2 separate regions of the Homo sapiens genome follow, and region 2 is linked to region 1. Evidence: chromatin loops called from intact Hi-C (ENCODE). Cell type or tissue: natural killer cell. All regions are shown on one strand. Links, peaks and the distances in the headings refer to the core of each region. The heading gives the core; the rest is flanking DNA.

Evidence for each region. Hi-C counts contacts between places; a loop is a spot of excess contacts. Peaks named below come from ENCODE experiments on the same cell type or tissue, not always from the same donor. Only the 100,000 strongest peaks of a DNase experiment are listed, where the experiment ranks them.
Region 2: a loop joins it to region 1, with 4 times the contacts of the local background. A loop is called at or near these places in 6 of 110 quality-filtered maps.

The regions. Positions count from the first base shown.
Region 1 is chr15:20,347,004-20,362,223 of GRCh38, forward strand. It overlaps the pseudogene LOC124903613. Among named protein-coding and RNA genes, the nearest start is that of GOLGA6L6, 190 kb to the right of the region's middle. In natural killer cell, for the core only: CTCF peaks have their summits at 9,569 (motif pointing right) and 9,771; DNase peaks (open chromatin) are centred at 6,408, 7,066 and 9,558.
Region 2 is chr15:22,256,494-22,271,713 of GRCh38, forward strand. LOC124903445 (a long non-coding RNA gene) reads right to left here and starts at 1,140. Exons shown (of 4, transcript XR_007064503.1): 1 at 1-1,140. It also overlaps the pseudogene REREP3. In natural killer cell, for the core only: a CTCF peak has its summit at 9,216; DNase peaks (open chromatin) are centred at 3,798, 6,208, 8,048, 8,738 and 2 weaker places; H3K4me3 peaks cover 329 bases; H3K27ac peaks cover 5,450 bases.

The DNA of each region.
Region 1 (15,220 bases), core at 2,366-10,365:
AAATACCCATATGCTTGACGACCCACCTTCCTCCTCTCTAGGAGCCTCTGTGCTCACACCTAGAAATTCCGGGTGTGAGTCTATGCCCCTCTGTGACCATCCTGTGTCCTGGTTGTTTGTTTTTGTTTCTTGAGATGGAGTCTCACTCAGTCGCCCAGGCTAGAGTGCAGTGGCATGATCTTGGCTCACTGCCAGCTCCACCTCCCGGGTTCACACCATTCTCCTGCCTCAGCCTCCTGAGCAGCTGGCACTATAGATGCCTGCCACCACACTCGGCTAATTTTTTGTATTTTTAGTAGAGATGGGGCTTCACCGTGTTAGCCGATGGTCACAATCTCCTGATCTCATGATCCACCCGCCTCGGCCTCCCAAATTGCTGGGATTACAGGCATGAGCCACCGTGCCCGGCCTGTCCTGTGTTTTTTTTACATTTATTTTTTGAGACAGGATCTCACTCTGTCACCCAGGCTGGAGTACAGTGGTGAGATCGTGGCTCACTGTGTAGCCTCGACCTCCTGGGCTCAAGCCATCCTCCCATCTCAGCCTCCTGAGTAGCTGAGACCACAGGTGTGTACCACCACGCCCAGCTAATTTTTAAAATGTATTCGTAGAGACAGGGTCTCCCTATGTTGCTCAGGCTGGTCTTGTACTCCTAGGTTCAAGGGATCCTCCTGCCTCAGCCTCTCAAAATGTTGGGATTACAGGCATGCCTGGCGTGTCCCTTGTTTATTTGTTCATGTATACCACTCCTGGGTATACGCCCAAGAGAACTGGAAGCAGGGTCTCAAAGAGATACTTGCACACAGGTGTTCATAGCAGCTTATTCACAAAAGCAAAAATGTGGCAACAGGCCAGGCGTGGTGGCTCATGCCTGTAATCCCAGCATTTTGGGAGGCTGAGGAGGGTGGATCACCTGAGGCCAGGAGTTCGAGACCAGCCTGACCAATATGGTGAAACCCTGTCTCTACTAAAAATACAAAAATTAGCTGGGCATGATGGCAGGCGCCTGTAGTCCCAGCTACTCGTGAGGCTGAGGCAGAAGAATCACTTGAACCCAGGAGGCGGAGGTTGCAGTGAGCCGAGATGGCACCACTGCACTCCAGCCTGGGCAACATAGTGAGACTGTATCACAAAAAAAAAAAAAAAAAAAAAAAGGCATTTAGTATGCCTAACCGCCTGCCAGCTCAGCCCAGCTGACCTCAGATGTGCTCAAGACACTCCCATTAGCCTCTAGGTAGGCAAAATCAGCTCACACAAAGCTTTTTTTTTTTTTTTTTTTTTTTTTTCAGGCAGACTCTCACTCTGCTGCCCAGGCTAGAGTGCAGTGGTGTGATTATAGCTCACTGCAGCTTCAAACCCCTGGGCTTAAATGATCCTCCTACCTCAGCAACCCAAGAAGCTGGGACAACAGGTATGTGCCACCACGCCTGGCTAATTTAAAAAAAGGTTTGTTATGTTTTGTAGAAATGGGGTCTCGCCATGTTGCCAAGGCTGGTCTTGAACTCCTGGGCTCAAGCCATCCTCCTGCTTTGGTCTCCTAAAATGCTGGGATTACAGGCGTGAACCACTGTCCCCAGCTCATGAAGCTAGTTTTCTAATCAGGTGTTGATTTTCTTGTGCAATTTGTCGAATACTGTACTGAAAGTGAACATGGTTGTGTGGGACTTAAGTGCCGTTGCTACTGAGTTCTGGCCACATTCTTACCATCGTGGAGTCGGGGCCCGTCGGTGGAGCCATCCTAATAAGGCAGGGCCATCTGTGTAGGAATCTGCTGTTTGCAGAGATTTTTGTTGGTGATCACCAGGCTTGGACTCTGAGAACCTTGGAGGAACCCAGTGGGTAGCACACAATGCGGAGTGGGACGTTCACTGGACCAGGGAGGTCGGGCCGTGGTTAGGAACCTGGGGGAGGAAGAGCTGAGGGGGTTGGGGATCTGAGCTTTTCTCAGTGGCTCAGCCACGACCCTGGGCTACCCCTGCCCCAGGCCTCCCTCCTGTGCCTGTGAGCTGGGGATGATCATTAGTGTCCCCTCCCCCAGCATGTAGGGCTGTGCCAGGCACAAGGAGGAGGCTTGCGGCATTCCCACTGAGGACAGACTACCCGGGAAAGCACTCGGACAGCCTCAGGGAAGATGAGGGTGGGTCCAGGAGATGCCAAGGGCAGGCCCTTGGGCAGGTTTTTCAACAGTGCCTCTGCCCCACCACCCCTGTGCCCTTGCCTGTCACCACAGGGTCTCGGAGAGGAGAGCCATGTGGCTCAGCATGGCCAGGGGCAGGCTAGACTGTCCTGCTGCAGAGGACCCACTGGGGCCCAGTGGGACAGCCCTCCCCCTCCCCCTGGGACTCCATGGCCTGTGCTGTCCTCCTGCCCAAGAAGCTTCCCTCTGAGGCATCTCGGGTCCGGGTCCGTCCTGCTCACCCAGGGCCAGGAGCCCCCAGGAGGCCCACGGTAAGAAGGAGCGCAAGACATAAACAATTTCCCCCTCCTCTGCCGAAGGCTCTGGTGTCAGCGTGCTTTGCCTGCAGTGGCCTTTCCCCGGGGCAGCGAGGGCCTGAGTGGGCGCCTCCCCCAACGCCTCCTGGGTGTCAGCCCCAGACTGCCCCACGGCTCCACCCCTGTTCAGAGCCACTCAGCCCCTGGGAAAGGTGGCTGGGTCATGAGTTGGGGATATGAGGGGGATCAGTGCCTGCTAGTTGGTGCCAGAAAACCACCTTTGCTGGACTTGGCATTGAGGGTTGGCAAGGGGGCCTCGGAGACACTCTCCTCCCTCCTACCTGTACCCCCAGGGTACCCGTGGTCACTCAGTTCCTGACTGCCTGCTTTGGGTTGGGATCCCAGGACCCACCCTCTCCTGGCTTCTGCTGAGCCATGCCCTCCGCGGTGGGGGGGTCCCCTGCCTGATGCCACGGCCTTGCGAGTGTCACTCAGAGCCCCTGCTGCACGGAGCCGTGCTGTGGGTTTCTTTTCCTGTGTGGACCTGCAGAGAAGCTGCCTTGTCACTGTCCCCTCATTGCTGGGGTATAAATCCTCATTGTCACTATCTTCTTGGCCCTCTGCCACCAGCTGTGGACTCTGGGGACACTCAGGACTCAGGCCTGGAATTTTCCCCAAGGTTTTTCCTAGGTGCATTGGTGTAAACAGGGTCCCCTCTTGCCCCAGAGGCTGAGCTCCCATGGGCAGGGGGAGAGTGGGAGCAGTTGTCTGAGGGCCAGGCTGCGGGAACAGGGTCTGGGGTTTCCTGTGGAAATGCTGAAGAGTGCCCGCCCCTGCCCTGGCTCCGGCCAGCATCTGGTCACCCTGGCGGGCAGGGAGTGGCAGCTGCAGAACGCATGAAAGTGGTGGGTGGGGTGGGAGTGGCTGGTGCTGACTTTGTCCAAAGGCCAGAGGTGCGGTGGGGCCCCTGACACCATGTGGCTAAGGGCTTCTCCATTCACCAGGACTGTTCTCACAGAGTCTTTCCAGAGAGGCTGCAAAGGGCCTCTTATCTCCAAAAACGTCTATTTTATAGGCACCTGGATGTCTACTGTGTCCTGATACAGAGGAGAGGACATGCAATGGGAGATAACGTGGCTACCTTTGGCCATGTCGGGTGGATAAGAGATGGCCAACAGGTCACTGCAGGGCCTGCTCCCCCTTACTTACCCCATCAGGGGACAGGATCTCGTGTGTGTGTGTGTGTGTGTGTGTGTGTGTGTGTGTGTGTGTGTGTGTGTGTGTCAAGGAGGGGTATCCCTCTGGTGCAGTCCTTGATGGTTTCCTCACCTTGATGTTGGTCCCATGGCCATCGGTGTTGGCCTCACCATCACCACTTTCAGTCTCTGAACAGCAACAGGCTCCACTGAGCAGGTGCCCAGTGACACCTGGTGCGTTGGAGGGTGGGGCTGAGCCCTGGTGAGCCAGGACCTGCTGAAAGATCAGGGGGAAGAGAATAGACCCCCCTCCACCAGCCCTGGGGACCCACAAAGGAACATTCAGGCCGCCCCAGTTTGAGCCATGAGTTGTGTCCACGGCAGCCTCGCTTCCTTTGCTGGGCCTTGGCAGCGATAACGCCTGAATCTGTGCAGGTCTCAGGTGAGCCTTCTCCAGCTCAGCCTCTGTCGCCTCACAGGACGCCTCGGTTCCCGGGCATTGATTCAGCACCTGCTGTGTGAAGGGAAACCAGAGAGGCCAGTCCTTGCTCCTGAGGACTCAAGGGTCTGGATGTGGGGGGAAACCCACACCCCACAATGCTCCCAGACGATGGACGCAGCGCAAGGTCTAGGCTCACTCCAGGAATGTGGGGCACAGGGCCCAGAGCCCATTTGGATGAGGAGGCGCCGTGCCCTCCGTGGGCTGGAGGGACAGGGGGCCTTTGGTGGCCGGTGAAAGCGTTTTGCCAGCTGAGAATATTCTTTTTGCTGGCCGCGTCTAATCTGGTTTCTGGGGAAGATAGGAGGAGGCTACATCAGCAGATGCCTGTCACCATGGACTAAGAGCTGGCTCAGGGAATCCAATTCCAGCTCAGAACCCGGGGCCCAAGGAGCCGCTTGAGGCTGTGGCTCTGTCTCTTTTTGGACTCGAGGGACTCTGACCATGGTTGTGGACTCTCCCTAGAAAACATGCACACATAGCAATTTGCTGACCTGTCCTGGGAGCTCAAGGGAGGCCCAAGGCAGTGGGGCTGGGGGGCAGGGAGCAGAGGGGCAGGGTCGGGGCCAGGGGAAAGAGAGAGCATGGGGGGGGCGGTCCTGTCCCCTTGAGGCTGCCATGCAGGGGCTGGCTGCATTCCAAAGCTGGAGGAACAGCTCTGCCTTGCAGGGAATTAGCACAGTCTGCCTGTCCGGCTGCTTCACCATGGGTTGCCCCCGTGCCATTGAGGATGGTGATGGGGGAGGAAGGGTGGTGATGAGGGAGGGAGGGTCTTGATGTACCACCTGCCCCCAGATGGCCAAGGTGACCCTCCCCAGCGTCCCCAAGCTTCGCAGGCATGTAGGGGAGCCTCGGAGGGCACATCTGTTTGCTGTTCCTGCTGTTACACGTGACCACAAACTTAGTGGTCTAAAACAATGCAAATGTATTTATTTTTTCCTCTTTTTTCCCCCATGTAGGACAGGTAATGTGCCACTGTTCTAAAGAGGTTGCACGTCCCACGCAAGAGTGTGAAAACCCCCTCATCACACATATCAGCCACAGAAGGATCAAAACAATGCCAATTTATTATTTTAGAGTTCTGGGGGTCAGAAGTCCCACGGGGCCGCACTGGGCTAAAGCCACGGTGTCAGCAGGGCTGGCTCCTTCTGGAGGCTGGGGGCAGATGCATCTCCTGGCCTTTCCCGGCTTCTGAAGGCCACCACGTTCTGGGCCTCAGTCCCAGGCTGGGGCATCACCACACCCACTGCTTTTGCACCAGGTCTGCTCTCACCCCCGCCTCTCGCTCACAGGGGCCCTTGTCATGCCACTGGGTTCACCTGCATGATGCCGGGGAGCCTCCCATCGCAGGACCCTCGGTCACACTGGCAATGTCCCTTTTGCCATGAAAAGTAGCCCATTCACAGTCCCGGGATTAGGATGTGGGCCTTTTGGGGGGCACCATTCTGCCCACTGTGGAGGGTGTGCAGGAGTGACCAGACCTCAGGGAGGCTCTCAAATTGACCTCATCCCCAGCACAAAGTCCAGGAGGGATGGCATGAGGTGTCCAGGATGCTGGAGCTTGGTGGGGGCTGGACAGGGACTCTGCTCAGGCACCCAGCCCCAGTGTGAGGGGCCCATGGCTGCGGGCGCAGGAGCCACAAGGGAGAAATGATGGCCCCATAGACTTTCCTTCCCCAAACTCGGATCCCCTGAAACAGAGAGGTGAGGCTTAGGGGTGAAGGGCGAGCAACTTCTGCAATAAGATTTCCATGATGCCTGACCATGTCTGTAAGAGAAAGGCTATGTCTTTCTTTATTTTTGTTTATTTATTTTTTGAGACAGAGTCTTGCTCTGTCACCCGGGCTGGAGTGCAGTGGGTTGATCATAGCCCACTGCAGCCTCAACGTTCCAGCCTCAAGCAATCCTCTCTCCTAGGCCTCCCAAGTAGCTGGGACTACAGGCATGTGTCTTGGGAGGCAATTTTTTTTTTTTTTTTAAGAGACGAGGGTCTCACCATGTTGCCCAGGCTGGTCTCGAACTCCTGGCCTCAGGCAATCCTCCTGCCTTGATATCCCAAAGTTCTGGGATTACAGGCATGAGCCAGCATGCCTAGTCTCTTTTCAAAAAAAAAATTTTTTTTTTTGAGTCACAGTTTCACTCTTTTTGCCCAGGCTGGAGTACAATGGTGCCGTCTTGACTCACTGAAACCTCCGCCTTCCAGGTTCAAGCAATTCTCCTGCTTCAGCCTCCTGAGTAGCTGGGATTATGGCGCCTGCCACCACATCCGGCTTATTTTGCACTTATTTTTATTTTTAGTAGAGATGTGGTTTTACGACGTTGGCCAGGCAGATCTTGAACTCCTGACCTCAGGTGATCTGCTCGCCTCGGCCTCCCAAAGTGCTGGGATTACAGGCGTGAGTCACCGTGCCTAGCCTCAAAATTTTTTAATGTAACTTTTCAAATAAACTCACACATGTGATCAGTGATCACCACACATGCTTTATCGATAATTGCCACACTTGTTTCATGCATTGCTGTTGTCTTTCTCTTTCCTTTTCCCCTTTGGCTGAAGCATCTTCCATCCTGTAGCAAATGTTCTGAAATTTTGTTCCTATGAACTTCAGGTTGCAAGGCGCCAAGTATGGGAAACTCTGGAACACACTTGCGGCTCCCTTAGGGCAATGTTCAAATTAACAGTCATTCCTTGGCACCTGCTCAGGCCCCATCCGGAATCACATTCCCCTGATTGTTTGCTTACATCCATCAGATGGAACACATAGGTTCCTAACAAGGCCCACAGTTTCAGTTTTGTGGTGGCGCCTCTTGAACCTCTCTTACTCTAGATCAGGCGCCGCCCCTGACCCCCACTGCTCCTCCCACCACTTGTGATTTGTTGCAGAAACCAGATCAGCTGTCCTGCAAATGTGTCGCCTATCACGCAGCTGTTTGCCTCTCTGTGGTGTCGCCTCGCCCCATGTCTCCTGCAAATGGAAGCTGTGCTGCAGAAATGCCCTTAGATTCAGGCTCATCTTTCTTTGCCAGAAGCCTTCGTGGGCAGAGCTGTGAGAGCCACATGGAAGCACCTGTGATGCTAAGTGTGCCCCGTGGGTCCAGGTGGCCAGAGCCCGAACCCACCCTGTGATGCAAAGTGTGCCCAGTGGGTCCAGGTGGCCATAGCCCTGACCTACCCTGTAATGCTAAGTGTGCCCCGTGGGTCCAAGTGGCCACAGCCCGAACCCACCCTGTGATGCTAAGTGTGGCCAGTAGGTCCAGGTGGTCATAGCCTGAACCCACCCTGTGATGCCCTTGTTTTGTCATTACTGATCTCATCCATGACCCTTGCGAGAAATAATTATGTCATGAGAGGTGGCAAAATTGTGGTTTCTCTCATGATCTCATCTCTTCACAATGAGTAGCTGAAATTCTTCTATCAAAAACAACAACAACAAAAATGGCTGGGCACAGTGGCTCACACTTGTAATCCCAGAGCTTTTGTGGGCCAAGGTGAGAGAGGCCAGGAGCTTGAATCCAGCCTGGGCAACAAGACCCCATCTCTACAAAAACATAAAACATTAGCCAGGTATGGTGGTGCGTGCCTGTAGTCTTAGCTACTCAGGGGCTAAGGCAGAAGGATCCTTTGAGCCCAAGAAGTTAAGGCTGCAGCGGGCTGTGATTACACCACTGCACTTCAGCCTGGGTGATGCAGCGAGACCCTGTCTCTTAAATAAAACAAACAGGCTGGGTGTGGTGGCTTACACCTGTAATCCCACCACTTTGAGAGGCCGAGGTGGGTGGATCACCTGAGGTCAGGAGTTTGAGACCAGCCTGGCCAACATGGTGAAACCCCATCTCTACTAAAAATACAAAAAATTAGCAGGGCCTGGTTGTGGGCGCCTGTAATCTCAGCTACTCAGGAGTCTGAGGCAGGAGAATCACTTGAACCCACGAGGCAGAGGCTGCAGTGAGCCGAGGTTGTGCCATTGCACTCCAGCCTGGGCAACAGAGCAAGACTCCGTCTCAAAAAAAAAGAAACCAACCAAACAAAACCCAAAAAAACTTGCTGTTGTCCACTAGAGTTATTGAGTTACCCTGAAATATAGTTTAAAAGGGAAATTCTTAATTCTTTTCTTTTAATTGACAATGTTCCGAATAGAGAGTTGGAGCCTTGTTTTTCCAGTGGACTACCGATGGGTTTTGGTTTGGTTTCTCTCTTTAAATCTATTTATAGCTTTTGTGTATTCATTGTGTATTCAGCAATTACACACAATGAATACACAAAAAATTACACAACCAATACACAAAAGGTATAGGCAGATTTAAAAAGCAAGATACCAAGGCTTGATTTTAGGCTCGATTTGTCCCCTCTTTAGCCAGGGATTTCTAATTTTTTTCACCTCAAAAGTGGTAGGCCAGGGTGCTGTCCCATCAGTGGTGGGAGGAAAGGTTGGTTGCCCCGGACAGTGGGTGAATGCCGGGGTGCCAGTGTCAGGGAGGGGAGGGGCTGGTGGGTGAATGCCAGAATGCCAGTGTCAGGGATGGAGGGGCTGGTGGGTGAATGCCAGGGTGCCAGTGTCAGGGACAGAGGGGCTGCTGGGTGAATGCCTTGGTGCCAGTGTCAGGGACGGAGGGGCTTGTTGAAGAGAAACTCTTTCTTCAGGGCCATTGATTTCCCTGCCTTGTTTGAAGTGCCTGGATTGGGCTCTCTGAAAACCAACACCATCTTATTAGAAGACAAGGGCTTCTTCTCTTTTCTTTCTTTCTTTCTTTTTTTTTTGAGACAGAGTTTCACTCTTGTTGCCCAGGCTGGAGTGCAATGGCGTGATCTCGGCTCACTGCAACTTCTGCCTCCCCGGTTCAAGCGGTTCTCCTGCCTCAGCCTCCTAAGTACCTGGGATTACAGGCGCCCGCCACCACACCTGGCTAACTTTTGTATTTTTTAGTAGAGACGGGGTTTCTCCATGTTGGTCAGGCTGGTCTGGAACTCCCGACCTCAGGTAATCCGCCTGCCTCAGCCTCCCAAAGTGTCAGGATTACAGGCGTGAGCTACTGTGCCCGGCCTTTTCTTCTCTTTCTTTAGAGACAGGGTCTCTCTCTGTCACCCTAACTGGAGTGCGGTGGCATGATCACGACTCACTGCAGCCTCGACCTCCTGGGTTCAAGCGATCCTCCCATCTCAGCGTCCTGAATATCTGGGACGACCGCACCTCACTAATATGTGTGTGTGTGTGTGTGTGTGTGTGTGTGTGTGTGTGTGTGTGTGTGTGTGTTTTGCAGAGATGAGGTCTCCCCATGTTGCACAGGCCTGGCAGGTGTTTCTGATAGTCACAAAGCCCCTGCTACTGGGGAAAGGGAAAGGAAGCCCCAGCTAAGACCCAATTAAGAAAATCCCAGAACCAAGAACGAATCGACTGTTCGGCTTTGGTAATCTCCAATGTGTCCACCAGGTGGTGCTGTCCAGCCACAAATCTCCCAGGTTTGATCTCGGGCTTCTGCCGAGGGCACCTCCAGGGCTGGGGTCTCATCGTGTTGTCCCCACTTTATTCCAACGTCCACCCCAGGCCTGGGGGAGCCCAGGGAGGACCGAGTTTCCTGGGCCCCGCAGGGTGCACAGAGGTGAGTTTGGTAGTGCGGTCCCGACCTCGACAAGCATCCCAGCGAAGCAGGCTGAGCGCCCGGCTGGCTCCCTCAGGACCCCTCCTCCGGGCCTTCGCCCTGTTGATTTGGGTGTTTTAATGCAAGAAAGTAGGACACTGGTTGTCACCTGCCTGCTCCTACAAGGAAAATGCATGTTTGTGTGGTTATCCGTGGCCACCCCCACCAGGGCCTGCGGGGGGTCCAGTGCAGTGGAGGTGGGGAGGCGACTCATGGGCTCCAGGATCCGTGGAGAGTGAGTGTCAGCGGGAGGGTGTCCCCTGACCTCGGTCAATGGAAGCTGCTCTTCCTGGGGGTCCCACGGGAGGCCCGTGATGGGGGTGGGGGAGGAGGGGTAAACGCCAGGCCCTGATTGGCCGCCTGTCCTTGGGTCTTGGCTGGTCCTAAGAGGGAACGGGGAGCACAGCTGGGGTCACAGCCTCAGCCGGGACTCCTGCCCTCCAGCCCCTCAGCATCCTCCCTGCGTGTGCTCTCCTGGGGGCTGCTCAGGGCAGGTGGCGAGTAGGGGAGCTGTGGGACCAGAGAGAGGGGGTGGACGTGCCCAGGGCCTGCCCTCTTGGCCTGCCGTGGAGACCCACCCAGGCATACCTGGGGGCTGACCCTCCCCTGCAGAGAGCAGGGTGAACCCCAGCCCTGCCCTCGCCTAAGAGCCAGGTTCGAGGGGAGTGTAATTTATAATGAACCCCACTCCTCCCCCCAACACCCACCACAGGGAGGAGCCAGCCTCTCTCCTGGCACCAAAGTCACGCTCCTGACCCTGCAGGCCACAGGATGAGGAGGACCCAGAGAGGCAGCGGGGTTGGGGCATTTCATAAGCCGGCGAGAGCTGCCCGTGTGCATCCTCAGGCCTCACAGTGGAGTGAGGGGCGGGGGCCGCCTGCGTCCTCCACAGGAGCTCCTGTCATTCCACCTCTGGGGGTGCACTTGCCGACTTGCCCCAGACCTGGACTCAGGCTGCGCTGCTGTCTGCCCAGGGCCTGGCGATTGCTGCGCCCATGGTGGGTCCCACAGGCAGGCCCTGCCCTCCCATCGCTGGCTTCTGAGCAGGGGCTTTGGGGCTGCTGGACCTTGGAGGCAGATCGGGGGCTTCTGGTGTCCCTATGTCTTGGGGGCCTGGTGTCCTGAGGGCCAGCGCCCCCCGGCCTGCACTGGGACCCTCCATGGAAGCAACTCCTCTTTCATCTCAGGCACTGGGTGTCCCAGGGCCAGGGAAGGGGCTGCGCAGCACCTCAGGAGCCCAGAAGAGCTGCCAGCCAAGGAGGAGGAGCTGGGGGGAGCAGAGGCCTGGACCAGCTGGGATGTTCCCATCCGCGTGTCCCTCCCGCCCAGGCCACATGGGCAGGGGAGGAAGAGGGGAGGAGGAGGGGAGGGGCCCTTGTCCTCCCAGAGCCTCTCCCTTCCTCTCCCTTCCTCTCCTCCCTCTCCCTCTGCTCATCTCATCATGAGACAGCTGGCGAGGCCCTTCGGCTGCCCTGGAGTGCCCCTGCCCTGGCCAAGCTCTTGCTGCCCCCTTCTCCTGGAGGTGCCAGATGGGGCGGGCCCAAAGCAGCAGAGGTCTGGGCCCTGGCTCCAGCTCTGTCCCCTCCCGAGGGCCCTGGAGGAGCTAGGAGGAGGGCCTAGCAGGGCCGGGCAGATCGTGGGCCGGGAGAAGGGGTTGCCTGGGGAGACGGACCGACTAGCAGGACAGATGGTGGGCCAGGCAGGGGTCCGGAGCCCGCCCCATCTGCTCCAGTCCCTGGTGGGACTTTTCTTGTCCACCTCGGGCTGAACTGGGATGGGCTGCGTGGGTGGCTGTGGCCCAGGCCGGATTCTGTCACACTGGGTCCTCTGTCCCTGGGGCACGGCCAGCCGGGTGCTCATCTGGGGTCTTGAAGCCCCCTCCTGGCAGCTGGCACGTGGCTGGAGGTCATCATGTTTCGGGGGCTCCTGAGGGTCTGCGGGCCATGCCTGAGCAGAGCCTGGGGCGCGTCCCGGGAACGAAGCCGCCGCTGCAGATGAGGGGCTTTGTAGGTGGGTGGGCGACTGAAGCCCCCTGGAGGGGCTTCCTGGGGTCCAACGCCGAGAGGGTCCGGGACAAGAAGATGCTCAGTCACGTGTTTGTGCTGCAGGTGCACCCCCAGCCCAGGCGACATCAACGGCCAGCCCCATACGCGTGAGGATTGCGGCACCAGGGGCGCTCAGGATTGGGCCGGGCTGCTTCTCAGAAGAGGGGACATTGAGCCCAAGCAGGCTGCACTCCTGCTTGGACGGAAGGTGCATGGGTGGGGAGGGTAATCACACCAATAGAGACATGGATGGACTTGTGCAGAACATAAATACTCTCTTTGCTTATGTCTATGTTACTCAAAGGAACCATGGAAATAACAAATTCCCAATTACAATGCAGTAAACTTTAAGAGGAGCAGAGTGAGCTTCGCTCTTTTATGGTTGGTGTATTTCCAAAAAACACTTTCTTCTTCTTTCCCAATTCTTTTTCTAGTTTCTCCTAAATTGGTGTTTCTTTAGATGGAAGCCGTGTCTCAGACCATAAAACACTAAACCTATTTGAAGCACTTACGTTAATTATTCTATTCATAAAATCTAGGTTGATCCATCTCATAGCAAAATCCGTTAGTATAATTTTACCTTCTTCTTTTTAAAAAGCCAACAAACTATAAGTGGTGCTTCTATGTAGAAATATATAAGTAGAACTGAGTTTTTACTTATAGAACTTATATCAAATGATGATAAGCAAAGTATTTTTATTCTATAACCTGGATTTAAAAATATATAATCTCTGCAATATATATTAAAGAAACTATAATTAATTTTAAGAAGTCAAATGGGGAAAAAAACAAAACAAAATGTTCCATCCTTAGACAGATGACCTATAATTTATTTTATTTGATTCAAGCTATATCTTTAAATAGTAGTATCAGGATCACAAGTCATTTTGAAATGTCATAAAAATGTTCCAAGTTTGTGTTTTAAAGGACCTTAGAGGGACTATTTGTGGTTTTGTACTTTCTTTGTTCAGTGATCCACTTGCAGGTTATTCTGAACCTCCTTGGGAAAAGATGAAAGTAGGATGGCATTTTGGAAATGATTCTTCATTCTGAAACCTCCTTGAGTGATAGACTAGATGAAGTATAGTTATATATTTGGCAGTAGAAAGCAATCTCTCCTGTCAAATTTCCCATTCATTTTTATTTCTGGATTTATTCTTTCTACTTTTGCTCAAATACCAACACATAAAGAGTGTCCACAGATATAGGCTCTAATAATGCACTGTGGGAATTTAACACATTTTAAAAGACTGAAGGATAGTAAGAAGAGAGTTTTTAACAGATTCCTTATGGAGGGAAAAGAATATTGCTAGATGAAACAAAAATGGAAAAAAATCTTTTATTGATAGATATAGCTTATATTTTCTTCCTTTACTCCTAATTGAATTGTGAATGTTTTATTATCAAAATTCACAAAATTTTGATAGAATGTGCCAAATATTTCCTGAGTTACAATTTCTCATTTAGAAACATTTGCTTTAAATTCTCATACATATCCAAAACTGTTCTGTTCATTTTCCTGTTGACTACTTTTTCTACCTTGACTTGAGATACTCCAGAAGAGATATCCTTGTTGTTAACAAGAAAATAAGCTAATATAAAAGGGATAAATTAAAGTTAGATTATAGGCCATATACTAAGAACTAAAAAATTGAGTTTGGTGGAAACATAAAGATTATGTAGTTAAATGCTCACAATTTTCCCTTATATCACTAAATAAACAAAATAAAAATATTACAAAGGGTTAAAAAAACAGAAAAGATGCCTGCAACATTTTTAGTCAGATACATATTCGCATAGATATTTCCATATATTCATAGAAATATTTAGCACCATTTCTTTGAAAATAAGAAAGTATAAAGGAAGAAATTGATTTTGACATTATCCTAGAGAGTTTAAATGGATCCTAACCAAATACAGACACAAGTCAAACAACACTGACCATCCAAGCATTTTACACTGATCAAGATAATGCAAAAAGGTTGAACTTATGACAAATACAGAAATAAGAAATTTGTGTTATTTTTTAAAGAAATAAACTGTCTGTGATTAACCTTTTTCCCATTTATGAAACTTAAATGACATATCATTTGTTTGTAAACTGCAGGCAGGGTGTTTAATTATATAAAAATGAAACACATTCTGTCTTTATGGAGTTTATGGAAAAAAGGTAATACAGATTAATTTAGGGTAAAGTTTTAAAAATTAATCATTAATATTGGAGAAACAAGGATCAAAAACATCTAAGTAAGCTGTAGCTCAAATAAGAAGGCATAGACCCATTTCTTCCTGCTCCCTCTCACTAGGCACAACCTTAAGCACTGCAAATGGTACAAAAAGCAAATAAAGGAGAACTCTGCAGGTGGTAAAAATAGAAGAGCTGGTGTGGGGACCCAGGATTTGAGCAACAACACAACATCAAGATGCCTTGTGTCCTCCCACCTGAGAGGAAGGCCATCCATATCCAGTACTTCTTTCCCCCATGACATAGTAGCAGAAGGCAGCCCAGATAGGCCCATTGTTTCTCCAGATCAAACAGTAGCCCCCAGCATAGCACCAGCTGAACTTAAGACATGAGAGTGCATCTCCTCACCCACCTGTCCTGAGACTTCTTTTTTCTACCAAGAGATACTTAGGCTACAAGACAAAGAGCCTGCAGGAGAGACTGAACAATACCAGGCAACTTAGTAGGTCATGGAAGCCTCTTTGTCCTCATAGGACTGAGATTCTCCATTCTTGATCAGATGTATTAGACCATTTCATGCTGCTATAATAGAATACCACTGACTGTAATGTATAATGAACAGAAATTTATTTGCAGCAGGAGCCAATCCTTCTCATCAAATTTCACATTCATTTTTATTTCTAGATTTATTCTTTCAACTTTTGCTTAAATGTCCACATTTAAAGAGTGTCCACAGATACAATATAGGCTCTAGTGATGCATTGTGGAAATTTAATACGTAGTGAAACACTCAAGGATAGTACAAAGAAAGCTCTCTTATTTTTACTACCTTCAGGGTTCTCCTCTATATTTGTCTTTTCACTACTTCTAATGCTTAAGGTTGTGTCTCGTGAGAGACAGCAAGAAGAAATGGGTCTATGCCTTCTTGTCCGAACCACGTTTCATTTAGATGTTTTTGATCCTTGTGTCTTTTATACTAATGATGATAAAAGAATCAATCAACTAGACATAAAAATTCTAAATATGTACCGACCACGAGAGCGTATTCGCAAAATAACATGAAACAAAAACTGATAAAGAGTTGAAAGCAGAGATTCACTACTGTAATTGCAGACTCCAACACTGATAATAATGATAGAATTATTAGAAAATCAGCAATGACCTGCAATATCTAGAATATATGCACATTCAGCTAAGAAGATCTAACTGCCACATAAAAACACTCCGC
Region 2 (15,220 bases), core at 3,121-11,120, 1.9 Mb after region 1:
AGCTGGAACCATAGGCGTGCCAGATTCGGCTGAAGAGTTTTGTTAGGAAGTTTTCAGCACCTTGGATCATATCCTGAAAAAGTTCATTCACTGATTCAACCAATCTCTACTGTGCACTGCCCAGAACCAGAGTGTGAGCTCCACGGGGTAGGGAGGGCGCCAGCTTTGCTCTCAGCTGCCCCCGGGCGCTTGGGACCTGGAACCCATGAATGAACAGACCCCGTTCTAGATCAACAGACATTCAAAGCAGCGCTCTAGGGGAAGGGCAGGGGAGGAATGAGCGTCCAGCCGCCACGGCTCTGCTTCTTTGCCTGTGTGTAAGTGGTGGGATTTAAAGGTGGTTGGGTGCAGAGGCCCTTCCCCCACCTGCAATCCTCCGGTGCCAATGCAAGTGCCAGGGGAGGGGTGGCGTTTCTGTTTACTTCCAGCCAGGTCAGCTCCCTTGCCCCCGCCCCTGTGTTTGCATTTTCTCGGTTTGGCGAGCTGGTGGAGTAGCCGCGGAAAGAAGGCGGATTTAAAGGCTCCATTTGGAGGAGGCTTTTGGAGAAAGCTTGCACCTCCCATCACACCCCCAGGGCAAGTCAGCCGCCTCAAAAGTGCCGGTGCCGGCCCTCTGTGAGCTGAACACCTTCGCACAAACCCCCGGGAGCGGTTACTATTACCCTCATTTTCCCGGGGAGGCGCCTGGGGCTCAGAGAGGCCAAGTGACTCACCCAAGGTCACACAGCTTAGCAGTGGCCGACCCGGGATTGGAACCCGGGGCTCCGGACCCCGCGGCGGCCGTTTCTCGAAGATACCCACTACCTCCCTCTTACACCGCTCAGGAATAAAGCAGGAAGGCCGAAGGCCCCGTTTTCGCCCAAAAACAATGCTCCACGTAAATTTGCGGGAACAAAAGCCACCAGAAATCCAGCCCGGGTTTTCCGCCTCTCTGCTCTCCGCGGACCAATCGCGTCCTGACGGCCGCCGAGAGACTAGAGGCGGTGGCTCCAATATGATCCATAGCCCCCCAGGGCGGCGTGGCCGCGGCATGGGCGAATGGGATTGGGGACCCGGCACAATCACGGGCGGAGAACGGGCCGCCTGAGCCAATCAGCTAGGGAGGGGGGAGGGTGGGCCCGGCCGGCCCGGGCTGCCCGGAGAGGCGGCCACCCCGCCCACTTCTGCTGGTCCCGGCCGCCCGTCAGCCGCGAGCGCGACGATCCCTCTGCTCCTCGGCCGGTGCCTGCTCTGCCGTCGTCGCCGTCGCCGCCGCCGCCCGTCCGCCGCCCGTCCGCCGCGCGGGAGCAGCAAGGCCGGCAAGTCCCGGCAGGATCCCTCCGCGACTGCCGCCTTGCGTCCCTCCCCCTCCAGCGCCCGTTCCGCGGCCGCGGCCCCCATCGCTCCCTAGGCTGCGACGCCGCGCCCGCGGCCCTGGGTAACGGCCGGCCTGGGGCCCGCAGTGACAGACCCTGCGGCGCGGGGGGAGATGGGGGCGGCCGCCTTCCGGGCGACGACGACGACAACGACGAGGAGCAGCCGCCGCCGCTGCCGCTCACCGGCCGCTGCTGGGCACGGGCATGGGCTCGGGAAGGCGCCTCCCCGTGAGCGGCGGGCCCAAGGCAGCTCGTCGCCCCCGGCCGCCGCGGGTCCCCCTACGGCGCCCCGCGCGCGCCCGCCCGCCGGCCCCTGACGGGAGCCTTGCCCGGCTCCGGTCCCCGCCCCGGCGCCCGCCCGGCCCGCGGCGCCCGCGCGCCTTCGCCCGGACCCGACCCCGGCCCGCGCGCCCCCGGTCCCGGCGCGCCCCGGCCGCGGCCCCCGGCGCCCCCCGGCCTCCCCCGCGCGGGCCCCGGGGCGCGGCGCGGCGCGGGCGGCAGCGTGGTGGAGAAGCGCTGCCCGCTGCAGAGGGACGGCGTGTACCGCTGGTTCTCGGAGCTGCCGTCGCCTCAGCGCGTGGAGTTCCTATGCGGCCTGCTGGACCTGTGCATGCCGCTCGAGGTCCGCTTCTTCGGCTCGTGCCTGGAGGACCTGGCCCGCAAGGACTACCACTCGCTGCGCGACTCGGAGATCAAGGCCAACAACCCGGCCGACCTGGGCAGCCTCACCAACCTGACGGACGAGGTGGTGCGCAGCAAGCTGCTGGTGTCGCTGGCGCTGCTGGGCTCGGAGCAGAGCGAGGCGGCGGGCGTGCTCTACCGCAAGCTCACGCACGTGACTCCATCATCCACAACTACGGGCTGCAGCTCAACGAGGGCCGCACGGGCGATGAGTTCCTGCTGCCGTTCACCATGTCCTCCAACCACCGCGCCTTCAGCTTCCACCAGAAGCAGGTGCTGTGCCAGGAGCTCACGCAGATCCAGAGCAGCCTGAACGGCGGCGGGGGCCACCTGCCTGGCCTGCCACAAGGTGCGTGCCCGCCCCGAGTTCTGCTCTGTACCCCAACCCTGCATCCCCAACTCTGTATGCGAAGCCTCCAGCCTGCACCGCGAGCCCCCACCCAGGCCTCCAAGCCTGCGCCGCGACCCCCCCACCCACGCCTCCAGCCTGCACCACGAGCCCCCAGCCCGTGTCCCAAGCCCCATCCTAAGCCTCTGTGTCGCATCCCAAATGTGTGCCCCACCTCTCCAAGCCTCCACCGTACATCCGAAGTCCCCACCCCGTGTCCCAAGCCCCCATCCTAAGCCCGCACTCCTCACCCTAAGTCTGCACTTCAAGCCCCAAGACCGCACCGCGGCCCTGAGCCCACACCCTCAGTCTCCTCTGCGTGCCCCAAAGCCTCCAGATCTCCGCCTCGCGCCCCTTGGGCAGGAGCGGCTGCAGGGGCCCTGGGTCCGAGGATCCGCGGGAGCGGTGCGGGAGACGTCCGCGGTCAGAGCTCACAGTCCCAAGTGCCCTCCTTTCACTTAGCCGGCTGCAAACGCGATAAGGCCTTTGTCCCCTTAATGGGACCCTTGGGTGACAGATAACACACATTGCGGCGCCTTGGTTTCCCCAAATCTGGTATTTATTACTAGAAAAGGAAGGAGCCGTGGCCATGCCAGAAGCCGCGGGTGAGGTGAACATTGCAAGGCACCGGCCTTCGCCTTCTGAGCTGCTCACTCCATACAGGTGGAGGCCCTGCTTGGGGCCTGTGTTGCTGGGGGCCTGCGCGCGGGACGTGGCTGTCCGTGTGAGCTCATTTATGGACACGTGCATGCTGTATGATGTACGCGTGTGTCGCATGTGGGTATGTATGTGTGCACACGTGTGTATTTATGAATGTGCACATGCCTGTGAGCGTTGTGTGTGATCGTTTTTAAGAGCCGGGCTACCTGTAACAGACAGAAAAAGACTCCTAGAGCCTTAAATGCCCATGAAACCTATTTATTGGCGACCCTTAGAAACAAAACCCAGGCTGACGTTTGAGTAGGAGGGCACTGGTGCCTTAAAGAATGTTAGGTTAGGTTAAAGATCTCCCGTCTCCAAATTGAACCGGAAGGGCATCCTGGCCATCCACTTAGCGATGTGAACTTTTGTCTAAGTGTTTCAGAACTGAAAACGCAAAGTGTTTGGGGCTCCAGCTATTTTGAACAGGCCCCTGCAATCCAGTGCCAAAATTTTGCTACCGGAAGAGATTACTTTGACCTGGTGTGATGTGTATTTAGATTACAAACTGATTATTTTTTTGGAAGGGAATAGGTTGCAGTCGGGACCAGTCTTGCTGAGTGCCTCTTTGCAGTGTCTTTAAGCTCTTTGAAGTTAAAACTTTGATAAGACTTTGCTTTTATGAGTGGCTGAGAACACCGTCTGGTTTGCTAGGTTTTTTGTGTGTGTTTTTAAAGCTGTCTTTCAATCCTAGGTTGTGGCTTTTCTTTTTTAATGTCTTCCTCTAAGAAGTGGTTGTGGTACATACATTGGTTTTTTTGTGTGTGACATTTATCTCCAAGACTATAGTTTTCTTTTTAAGTTCAGCTCCCACCCTACATTTCAGGCTGTGTGCTGCGCAGAGGGTCCTAGGAAATGTAGTTGTTTCTAGTAATCCATGTAAGCCTTGACATGCCAGCAAATTGTCGCCTATTCATGGAATCTCAGTCATTTATGGTCAGTTTCATGTGCTGTTTGTTACTCCTTTGTGTAGATTCCACCCACTAATAATTTCTATGGCTGTTGCTACAGTAAAGTCATCTCTTTAAGGGGATTCTTAATGTGTGAGCACGGGTGCATCACTTTATGCAGACAGTGGTGATTATTATTTTGGTTGGGCAGTGAGCTAAACCTGGAACAAAAATGTCTTTTATAGGAGAGCCTTTCTGTCAAGCAGAAATCCCTTTGACGAGATGAAGGAGCTAATCTATTCGTCTCAGCTCACCCCTGCACCGCCCCCCCTCCCCCCCAGCCCCAAGGCCATGGGCACTGAATTTACCAGCCGTGCAACCTTGGCCAGGATCCTTCTACCTCTCAGTGTTGTCCCTATTGCAGTGGAGGGGATGTAACCTACCTCACAGGCTTGTGTTGAGGATTACATAGGTAACATACGTGAGCTTCCAGCAGAGGTGCAGTAAATGCTGCTTTCTCCCTTATGGCCTCTCCGGCTTTTAACATTTATTTTTATAGAGGTATGCTAACTTAAAGCAAGACATGTTTTATAGATTGAATTATTTACATCTTGGCTATGAGCTTTTATGTGTTCTAAATTGGTTTTTGAATAGTTACTTGGAGCTGACAATTTTTTTGTTTCATCTTTGGAAAACTGGAAGATTCTGTGACCCTTAATGAGAGGATTATTATAAGGAGTAACCTTGGGCTGTCATTTCCGTATTTCAAAACAACCGTGGATTCTAGTTTTCCCTACATCCCTAGTGTCACTGCTAAGCTAATTTCAGCCCCATTCATTTAACTTTCGTTTCTGTGCTGCTTCAAAGCTAAGGCTGACGTTGATGAACCCTTTATTGCTTGGAGCAGGCAACTCAGATGAAATCTAGCATTTAAGTATTTTGCTTTCTTAGTTTCTAAATATTCCTGAAAAAGCAGCCCCATTAAAGCTGTCTGCATTCTTTTGTAAGCCTGTTGTATTTTGTTTTGAACTCTTTGAGCTTAGAGATTTTGTGTTTTTCTTTTAGAGATACAAATGTTAATTGCTTTTTAAATTCTTTATCCAATTTGAATTTTTATTTCTTGGCCTGGCAAGGTGGCTTACGCCTGTAGTCCCAGAAGTTTGGGAGGCCAAGATGGGCAGATCGCTTGAGCCCAGGAGTTCAACACCAGCCTGGGCAACACAGCAAAACCCTGTCTCTACAAAAAATACAAAAATTAGCCAGGAGTGGTGGCACACATTTGTAGTCCCTGCTACTGGGGAGGCTGAGGTGGGATGATTACCTGATCCCAGGAGGTAGAAGCTGTAGGTGAGGTATGATCATGCCACTGTACTCCAGCCTGGGTAACAGAATGAGACCCTGTCTCAAAAAATTTTTTTTAAATTTATTTTAACTGTATTTTCCGAAATAGTCATTATTTGCAATTCCTTATCCAAACCCTGTGTTTTTATTTAAAAATTCTTATTATTCTGAGGACTTCTAGAGGTGTAAAAGTAGGGGGAGTATAAAGTAGACATACCTGTGTTTTACTTTCAGAAAGAAAAATACTTCCAGTAGCCACACTGATGATAGGCTGAATTAGTTGTACTCTGCCTAGTGGCGGGTAATGCTGCTGCTTGCTGCTCCTGCAGTCGCCTGTTCCAGGGTGCCAACTGTGGGGGATAGTTGGCTTAGACTTTCCAATGCCTATTTTACGTAAATAAAAGACCATAGTTTTGGAAATAGTTAAATCCTTTGCAGTTTTTTCTTTTTGTCAGTGATAATAAATATGCTATGGTATGTGCACATGCTTATTCTTATTTTAAAAATAACAGCTTTATTGAAAGAGAATTCATATACTATATATACTTCACCCTTTTAAAGTGAAGTCAGTGGTTTTTAGTATAGTCACATAGCTGTGCAAGCACGACCACTGCCACTGAATGTTTCCATCACCCGAAAAAGAAACCCAGTGCCTATTAGCAGTCGCTCCCCATTCCCCCTCCCCCCAACGCTTGACCACCCCTTTTTGTCTCTATGGGTGTCTTTTTTGGACGTAGCATGTAAGGGGACCACACACCGTGTGGCCCTTTGTGACTGGCTTCCTTCACTCTGGTGATGTCAGGGCCCCTCCATGCTGTGGGTGTGTCAGCACTTCCTCCTCTTTCGCAACCGAGTGGCGTTCCCGTGTGAAGAGGCCAAGCTGTGCTCACGCGTTCTTCAGCGGGTGGACCTTGGGGTTGCTTCACATGCTTGCTTGTAGACTTTTGTCTTCATGGTTAATAGGCTCTTTATCTTCATCCCCGTGCACTGTGCCTAACACTTAGAGCATCCTCTGTGGACCGCTGGCGTACGTGTCGGTGCAGGGCTGTCCTGAGGGCTCCTGTTCCACCTGGTAGATTGCTAGGTGCGGTGTGCAGAGCTGTGTAGGTGTGGCCTCAGCCAGCCTGGGGAGCTGCAGGTGGAGGTGGCAGGGAACTCTGTGCTGTCAGTACAGAGCCTCTGGGCTGGTGCATTTGGTCAGCGACAGGTATGGGGGAGCAGGGCCTGGTGGGCAGGGGCCTGAGCTTCAGCTGTGAGGGCCCTGCTGTTTGTGTTTCAGCATCCTCAGGGTATGGATAATGAACTGCTTCATGGGGCTGATTTTTTTAAGGGGGTACTAAAAAAATGATGTTTTTAAAGTTTTTGGTGCAGGGGTGTGGTGGGGGTGGTGGTCTTCCTTTAGGGATATGTTCTGTGGAACAGTTCTGGAACTCTCTGTGGCTTGCATTGTGAGTACCTGAGGGTAAGCACTGTAGAAACTTCAGATAGACACAAATGCTGTGAATAAACCTGCTGAAAATGTCTGTCTAAAGATCAGCAACAGCTTTTGCTTTGTTGCTTTTTGTAAGCTGTTGAAAATCATTGCAGTTCAGAGGTGAAACATGGGATAGTTCATCGTCTGGTTATCAGGCAAAGTGGTTTCTCCCTTAGCCCTAAACTCTGGGCCGATTGCAGCCAAGAGTCATCTAGCATTCCATAAGAACAGACTCTCTCTGGAGCAGCTGTTGTCACTGATGGTTAAAGGAATAGCTGTGACCTAAAAGCACTGTTTTGTCTCCATCTTTAACACTCGTTCTCCTGGGCAGCTGGGAACCGCCTGGTCTATGAACTTGTCTGTGAACTAAGTCTTCTGGCTGTCTTTGTATACGTTGCTTTTTTTTTTATTGCATTACAGGAGATACAGGAAATAATATTCTAACTCATAGTGGATCTTTATTTTTATTTTTATTTTTTGGCCAGCTGTTACAGGTCTAAAACACTGTGCTGTTTCATAGTACAGTACAGTACATGATACGGGAATTGAGTCATGTGCTGCTTAAGGACACAGATACGTTCTGAGAAAAGCGTCCTCAGCTGATCTTGTTGTGTCAGCACCACAGTGTGTACTTGCACAAACATGGGTGGCAGAACCCGCTACACCCCTGGGCCACATTGTAGAGCCTGTTGCTCCTCGGCTATAAACCTGTGCAGTGTGTTACTGTACTGAATACTGTAGGCAGTTGTAACCCAGTGGTATTTGTGTATCTGAACACAGAATAGGTACAGTAAAAATGCATTATTAGAATCTTAGAGGATCCCTGGTCCGTGTGGTCTGTCAGTGGTGGAAGCATCCTTATGCAGTGCGTGACCGTGCTGGGATGCAGTTCTGATTGCTTTCTTGGTGGTAGTATTTTTGTTGATGCCATGATGGAGCTGCAGTAGCACTGCCATCTACTGTGTAATGGCTTGGATTATGTGGTACTTTAATTACTGTCCTTTGCCCTCACATTAAATGAAGGCCATTTACTTTGATATGAGCTAGTTCACACTTGCCTCATTTAGTTGAACACACATTTGAGTTTTGCTGTTTTCTACTGTGTTCTGGAGCACAGTTGTAGAAACTGGAAATTCTGTGTCATATTTGGGTATGATGAGTAATATGATGGTATCATTTGTTCAAGTGCGAAGATAATTGCAGATAAGCATCTGCGTTAGTCTTGTCACTGCAGGTGAAGCTTACCGTTTACTTAGGCTTTAGTTTACCCATTTTCTCTTTAGTCCTGTAAACTTCATCTACCTTTTGGTTTAACATGCTTTTCCAACAAATCTACATGAGTCTTAAAACTTCAGAGTCCAACTAGTAGAATAGAATAGTAAGAGGTACTTGCACTGGGGCATCTTTTTTTGTTGAATTGATGACGAAGAAATTTTTGTTATGCTAGGAAAAATTTCTACTTTAGTGTTCTCCCCCGCCCCCCACCTTAGAGGGATTAGATTTTAGAAAAAGATCCTTCTTTTTTTTTTTTTTTTTTTTTTTTTTGAAAAACTGCCAGTTGGAACAGTAGTTATCTTGTTAGTTTAAGTAAGAAGTGTAGCTGCAAGTTACTTAATTAGGGTACATTATTGAAGGGCTTTTGGTTTTGGACTTCAGTCTTAACATACTCAGTTTAGAAATTAGTTTTAGCAAGGTAATTTTTTTCTCCAGTCTCTGTAGATGTTTTTATTGTAGAGAGACCTGACACATTGTAGAAACATTTCCTGTCAAAGGTAAAAAGAGATCATCCAGAATGAACAAAATACGTTAATTCTTAGCAGTTTCTGTTTTGTTCTGGGTTAAAAGACCTGAAGCTACTTAAAGTGAGAAGACAGAAGCAAGACAGAATTGCTCTTCTAGCAGCCGTGTGTCATGTCTGATCAGAGCATGATTAAGCAGGACAGGATTTCACATGTGGGCCACAAAGCCCTGGACCTGGCCGCTCACCCTGAGAGGGGCACTGTGGACCCCACCCGCCATTCACTACCCAGCTTGCCAGTGGGGTGGGTGCTTTGCAGGCTCACAGAAAAATCACTCGCCCTTGAAATGTCTTATCTGGGCCTGGACACCTCCTTAGTTTCTCTTGTGTTTCCTTTCTGTGTAAGGCTGGTCCCTCACCGCTGGTTTGATCACAGCCCTCTGTTTCCTCAGGGTCACTGGTAGGTCAGCGTTTGAACTTTGTGATTTCTGTCTCCCTCCTTCAGTCCAGTCTTTGACCTCTAGCCTCACCTGACCCATAAACCATAATGGTTCTCTGATTTGTATTTTCAACAAAACCCCGCCTTTAACACCACTCACCTCTACCAGCCAACAAAACCCCGGCTTTAACACCACTCATCTCTACCAGCCCCTCTTCTCTTGGTCGCTTCACCACCGAGGCCTCCCTGAGCAGCTAGCAGAAAAGGCCTTCCATCCCGCTGGGTGGTGCTGGTCCCTGCGAATAGGTTGCTGTGTGTCTTTCCAGACGTGTTTGTGCACATATATGTTCATACGTTCTTTCAAGAAACCATACACATGCTTAGATACACGTAAGATCTTACATACACGCTGTTCTTCATGCTGTAACATGGCCACGCTTCGTGAAGTCACTCCTGCTGTCTCTAGTTCCTCACTTTCAGTTATTCCTCAGCCTCCTGTGACCTGCCTTTTGCCTTGAACCTCTTTGACAAAAACAATTTTTACAGAAAAGTATTCAGCAGGTCTCTTCAGTGAAGAAAGATTTTAAATCGGTAATGTAACCAGAGGTAGGAAATGGAAAAGTGCCAGAGGCTGCTGCATGGAAAGTCCCTTCTCCCACAGATGGCAGGGAAGGGCACCCAGGACGTTTTAAGGGTCAGGCAAGGTTCTCCTTTCCCTGGGTATTGATAACTTTTATTTCACATGTAAAAAACATGTTTCTTACCCTCTTCCCAGCCATCCAGTTCCCCTCTTTGCAGACAGCACACTTCCTCTTAGAACCTTCCAGATAAACCATATGTATTTACAAGTAGGTACCTGATGTCCCACTGCACACACAGGTGCCTCCTGGTCTTCTCTTGGCAGTCTTTCCAGATGAGGCTTCTCTGTCAGTCCATAAAGAGCTTGTTCAGTGGCACAAATGTGTTATTTAATCAGGCCCTGTTGATAACATTTTGTTCCATCGTATTATTACAAACCAGTGCAGTGTCATTTACATATTATATACATATCACCTACATGTTACAGACAACAGATGGGACCTTTCACATTCAGGTAAGTCTACCTGTGAAGTAGAAATCTGGAAGTGGAGTTGGGTCAAACGGTCTGTGCTTTTGTAATTATTTTACCTGTTGCCGAGATCTGCTTTTAGAATTCCCACAGCCATGTACAAGGCCTGTTTCCCTAACCTTTAACGAGCCCAGTGAGTTAGCCACTTGCTGGTTGCAGCCATTCAGTTAGGTGGAGACTTACCCTGGTGTGGTGTAGTTTTATCTTAGGAATGAGGTTGAATATTGTTTCAAGTAAACTATTTCATTGATATTTGGTGAGCTGTTTGTCTCCTTTGCTCATCTCTGTTGAGTTGTTGGTCTTTTCTTTTTTTAATTTTTACTTTATTTGAGACGGAGTCTCACTCTGTCACCCAGGCTGGAGTGCACTGGTGTGATCTCGGTTCACTGCAACCTTTGCCTCCCGGGTTCAAGCAATTCTCCTGCCTCAGCCACCCAAGTAGCTGGGATTACAGGCACGTGCCACCAAGCCTGGCTAATTTTTTTTTTTTTTTTTTTGTATTTTTAGTAGAGATGGGGTTTTGCCATGTTGACCAGGCTGGTCTCAAGCTCCTGACTTCAAGGGATCCACCCACCTCGGCCTCCCAAAGTGCTGGGATTCCAGGCGTGAGCCACTGCGCCTGGCTGGGTTCTTAGTTTTTAGAAACTCCATAAGTTTCAAGGAATCATCTTTAGTAGGAATTGCATGTATTTGTTTTCTGGGTTTTTAATCTTGTCTTTTGACTTTGCCATGCAATTATTTTCTTTTCTTTTTTTTTTTAATGCTATATTTATCAGTCCTTTTTGGTGTGGCTTCTGGGTTTCGTGTCATAATTCATAATGTATAATGCGTTTCTCATCATACGTATTGTACATATGCATGTATTGTGCATACATAATACACATGATGCCCCGTACATTCTAAAGACAGCCCCCTGCAGTGTCGCCTGGTATGGAACTTGTGTCATTCTCTTTTTATATCAGACGGATCCATCTGGAATTGATTTGGTATAAGGTACAAAGTTAGTTTTATATTTTCCAGATGACAGCCCATTTGTCCCAGTGCCATCTGTTAAATAGCCTCTGCTCTCCCTCCCAGATCTGAGCTGTCTCTCGTTTACTCCCACATCTATTTGGGTTCACTTCTGGACCCTGCGTTCTGCTTCATGGATGTCTCCATCCAGATGACCTCATGTTGGCCAGGTTCGTTGGATACTCTTGGTTTTGTTTCTTACCTCTCATTTGTTCTTGTGGGTTTCCTACACAGAGGAATCCCCAGGAAGGGTTTTTTTGGGGGGGGTTTGTTTGGAATAAATATGGCTGCGAGGCGCCTGCTCCGGATGGTGGCTTCTGCAGCCTGGGTGTGCCGGGCCGGCTGGGATCTCGCTGCCTCCGCCAGTTCTGGCACTGCTGGTTTTCCTCTTCTCTGGACATTTGTTTTCAGTTTCTCCTCTGCTTTCCTGCACTTTTGATGATATTATTCCTCAGACTTCTCTCCTTTTTCTTCTTTCTTTTTGCTTTATAATTCGTGACCTTTTTAGCTGTGGTTTTGCCAGTCTCACTGATGAGTCCAAAAAACCTAAAGGCTCAACCAGACCTCCAGCTGCCCCTGAAGGTTCCCAGTAGCTCAGTGTGGCAAAGGCGGGTTTCTGTCTTCCAACGTGCCATGGTTCCCATGTTTCCCCCAAAGTTTGCATCTTAGAAACTTAATCCCCAGTGCAGCAGTGTTGGGATGTGGGTAGGTCACGAGGGCTCTGCCACTGCCATTACAATGAGGTAATATCCTTGTCACCTGAGAGTGGTTTTTGTGAAGGCCGGTGTGGGGCTCCTCTTGCTGGCTTGCTCTCTGGCTCTCTCGCCCTTTCCCCTTCTGCCTTCCACCATGGGATGTCCCAGCAGGAAGGCCCTCAGCAGATGCAGGCTCTTACTGTTGGACTTTGCAGCCTCCAGAACTGTAAGAAATACATTTCTTTTCTTTATAAATTACCTGCTCTGTGGTATTCTGTTACAGGAACACAAAACAGACCAAGACACTAACCCTGACCTGCTCTGTCCTTCCCTTCTAATCCCCTCCAGCCAGAGGCCGAGGCCTGTCATAGAGATGCCCTTTTTTATCCCCTCCAGCTGGTTTATGACCAAGTCCTAAATATCTTTAGATTTGTCTCCAGTGACACCGTTACAGCCCCGGTTCAGTGTTCCCTCAGGGTTTCCCTTTCTTTCCCCCTGTACTTTCCTTTCTTCCTCTCCTTCCTTTCCCCTCCCACTTCCCCTTTCTCCCCCGTTTCTCTCCCTACCACACTTGCCATGGTGGTCACATACATGGCACACTTCTCTGGACGTAGGCTTAGATTTGAGGCAGTATGCCAGGGAAGCAGGACATAGATTAGAATAGTCTTCAGGAAACCAGCATGGCCCCAGCCTAGCCTAACTCCACTTTGCTTCTGATCAGAAATCCGTGTTAGAATGCAAGTCAGTTGATGTCATTGTGTAAAGTCTACAAGAAACAACTTCGTAGCTGCTCCATTTTATTTTCTGATTAAATAGTTTAGAAGCATTGGTACCTTAACTCTTTTTAGAAATAACACTAATGTGCCCAACTCTGATCATGACCTAGGTCTAGCCTCATTAACATTCTAGTCTCCTGGCCTGGGTCTGCCCACTGTAACCCTTTTTGGTCTCCCTGGCCTGGGTCTGCTTCCATAACCCCCTCTGGTCTCACTGGCCCCCTCTTAGTCTCTAACATCAGTTCCCTTGTGTCACTGGAATGGTCCTGGTCAAATGCATGCAGGAGCCTCATTTCTGGCTTACGGGTCTTAGCATGATGTGCCATGGCCTTTGTGATCTGCCCCCTGCCTGTCCGTACACACCTCTGTCTGTGGGCGCAGTTCCTCCTACTCACTGTGTTTTCTCTCTCCTGTGTCCTTGGAGAGGCTGTTTTCTCAGACTGGACACTGGTTACCTGTGATACCCCCATCCCCATTATTGGTTCGTAGATACCAGTCATTTTGTTGTTGCATCCTTATCCTAGACCTTATGTGCTGTGTTCTATTTCTGCCCAAGACTTTGACTTTGGCAGAGACTGACTTTTTAAATCACTAGAGCCTAGCAGTTCCTACCACCTACTAGGGGCTCACCTGTAGAGCATCTGTTAAACCTAGGGGCAGGAGGTGTTGGGTGGATGAAAAGCCGCCATAATACAAGTGCTTTTTTCCCTTTTGGTTTTTCTTTTCAATGGCCACAGTAGTAACTCCTGTTACCAACTCATACTTTTTATCTTTTTAATTTTTGCTTTTATCCAATGACTACCTCTCATATATTATGTAGCTGTAGATTCTGGTGAAGTTTAACTTGAATTTTAACATTTGTATTCTACTTTCTTATTTTTATTTATTTATTTTTTTGAGACACTGTCTCGCTCTGTCGCCCAGGCTGGAGTGCAGTGGCGCGATCTCGGCTCACTGCAAGCTCCGCCTCCCAGGTTCACGCCATTCTCCTGCCTCAGCCTCCCGAGTAGCTGGGACTACATGTGCCTGCCACCACGGCAGGCTAATTTTTTGTATTTTTAGTAGAGACAAGGTTTCACTGTATTAGCCAGGATGGTCTCGATCTCCTGACCTTGTGATCCGCCTGCCTCAGCCTCCCAAAGCGCTGGGATTACAGGCGTGAGCCACCGTGCCTGGCCCTACTTTCTTATTTTTAACTTTATATTTTTCAAAAGCTGGCATGCAAGGCAAGGTGTGCACTGGCTCACACCTGTAACCCCAGCACTTTGGGAGGCCAAGGCAGGTGGATCACTTGAGGCCAGGAGTTCAAGACCAGCCTGGCAACAGGGCAAAACCCCATCTCTATTTTTAAAAAAAAGAAAAAGAAGAAGAAAAAACTGGCCTACAAAAGCTTTCATTGGGAAAAACTCTCTGACATGAGAGTTGGGCTTTAGGTTACCTGGGTTGCATGCATACAAGGTTGTGAATGCGTTAGCTGAGAGCTAGGAAGAAGCTGCGTGGCATCATGATGCTTTGGTGGCCTCGTCTCCTGTGGAGGCATGTGTGTGGATGAGTTGATTTCCATGGAGTAACATTTTTAGTTCTGCATGTAAGTTTGTCTGGATTATATTTATTTAATGCTTTTAAAACTTTAAATCATGGTAAGCCTCGATGTTTTAGTTTGCTACGTAATGTCTGTTTTAGTTTGCTACATAGTGTCAATAAATTGAAAAAGTGTTACTCATTCTAATTAAGGTTTCATTTGTATTTCTTTTATACTTTCAACAGTGACATTAGATTAACTCTTAAGAAGGGAGCATTATGGAATCATTTGTTTAATTATTTGGGACATTTGCATAAAAGCATCAATAGAATTACCAGAAAGAAATTATATCCTTAGGTTTTTTTTTTTTTTTTTGAGACGGAGTCTCGCATTGTCACCCAGGCTAGAGTGCAATGGTGCAATCTCAGCTCACTGCAACCTCTGTCTCCCGGGTTCAAGCGACTCTCCTGCCTCAGCCTCCTGAGTAGCTGGGATTACAGGCACCTGCCACCACACCCGGCTAATTTTTGTATTTTTAGTAGAGACAGGGTTTCACCATGTTGGTCAGGGTGGTCTTGAACTCCTGACCTCAGGTGATCTGCTCGCCTCGGCCTCCCACAGTGCTGGGATTCCAGGTGTGAGGCACCACGCCCAGCCTATCCTTAGGTTTCTTACTGACTCTGATTAAAACATGTATATATAGGAACTAGTGCTAGAAGGATTATAGTCTAGACTTGAAAAAAGATTAAACTGTTTGAAATAGGAAGAGATTTAGTGTATGGGGAAGAGGAACAACCCTCACCCCTACTCTGTTTTGGGCATTTTAATAAAATTTAGAAGCCTGAGAATAATACTAACAACCTAGTTATTAGTAAAATTAGTAAAATTGGCCAGGCGCTATGGCTCACACCTGTAATCCCAGCACTTTGGGAGGCCGAGGCAGGCAGATCACAAAGTCAGGAATTTGAGTCCAGCCTGACCAATATGGTGAAACCCCATCTCTACTAAAAATACAAAAATTAGCCGCGCGTGGTGGCGGGCGCCTGTAATCCCAGCTACTCAGGAGGCTGAGGCAGGAGAATCGTTTGAACCCGGGAGGCAGA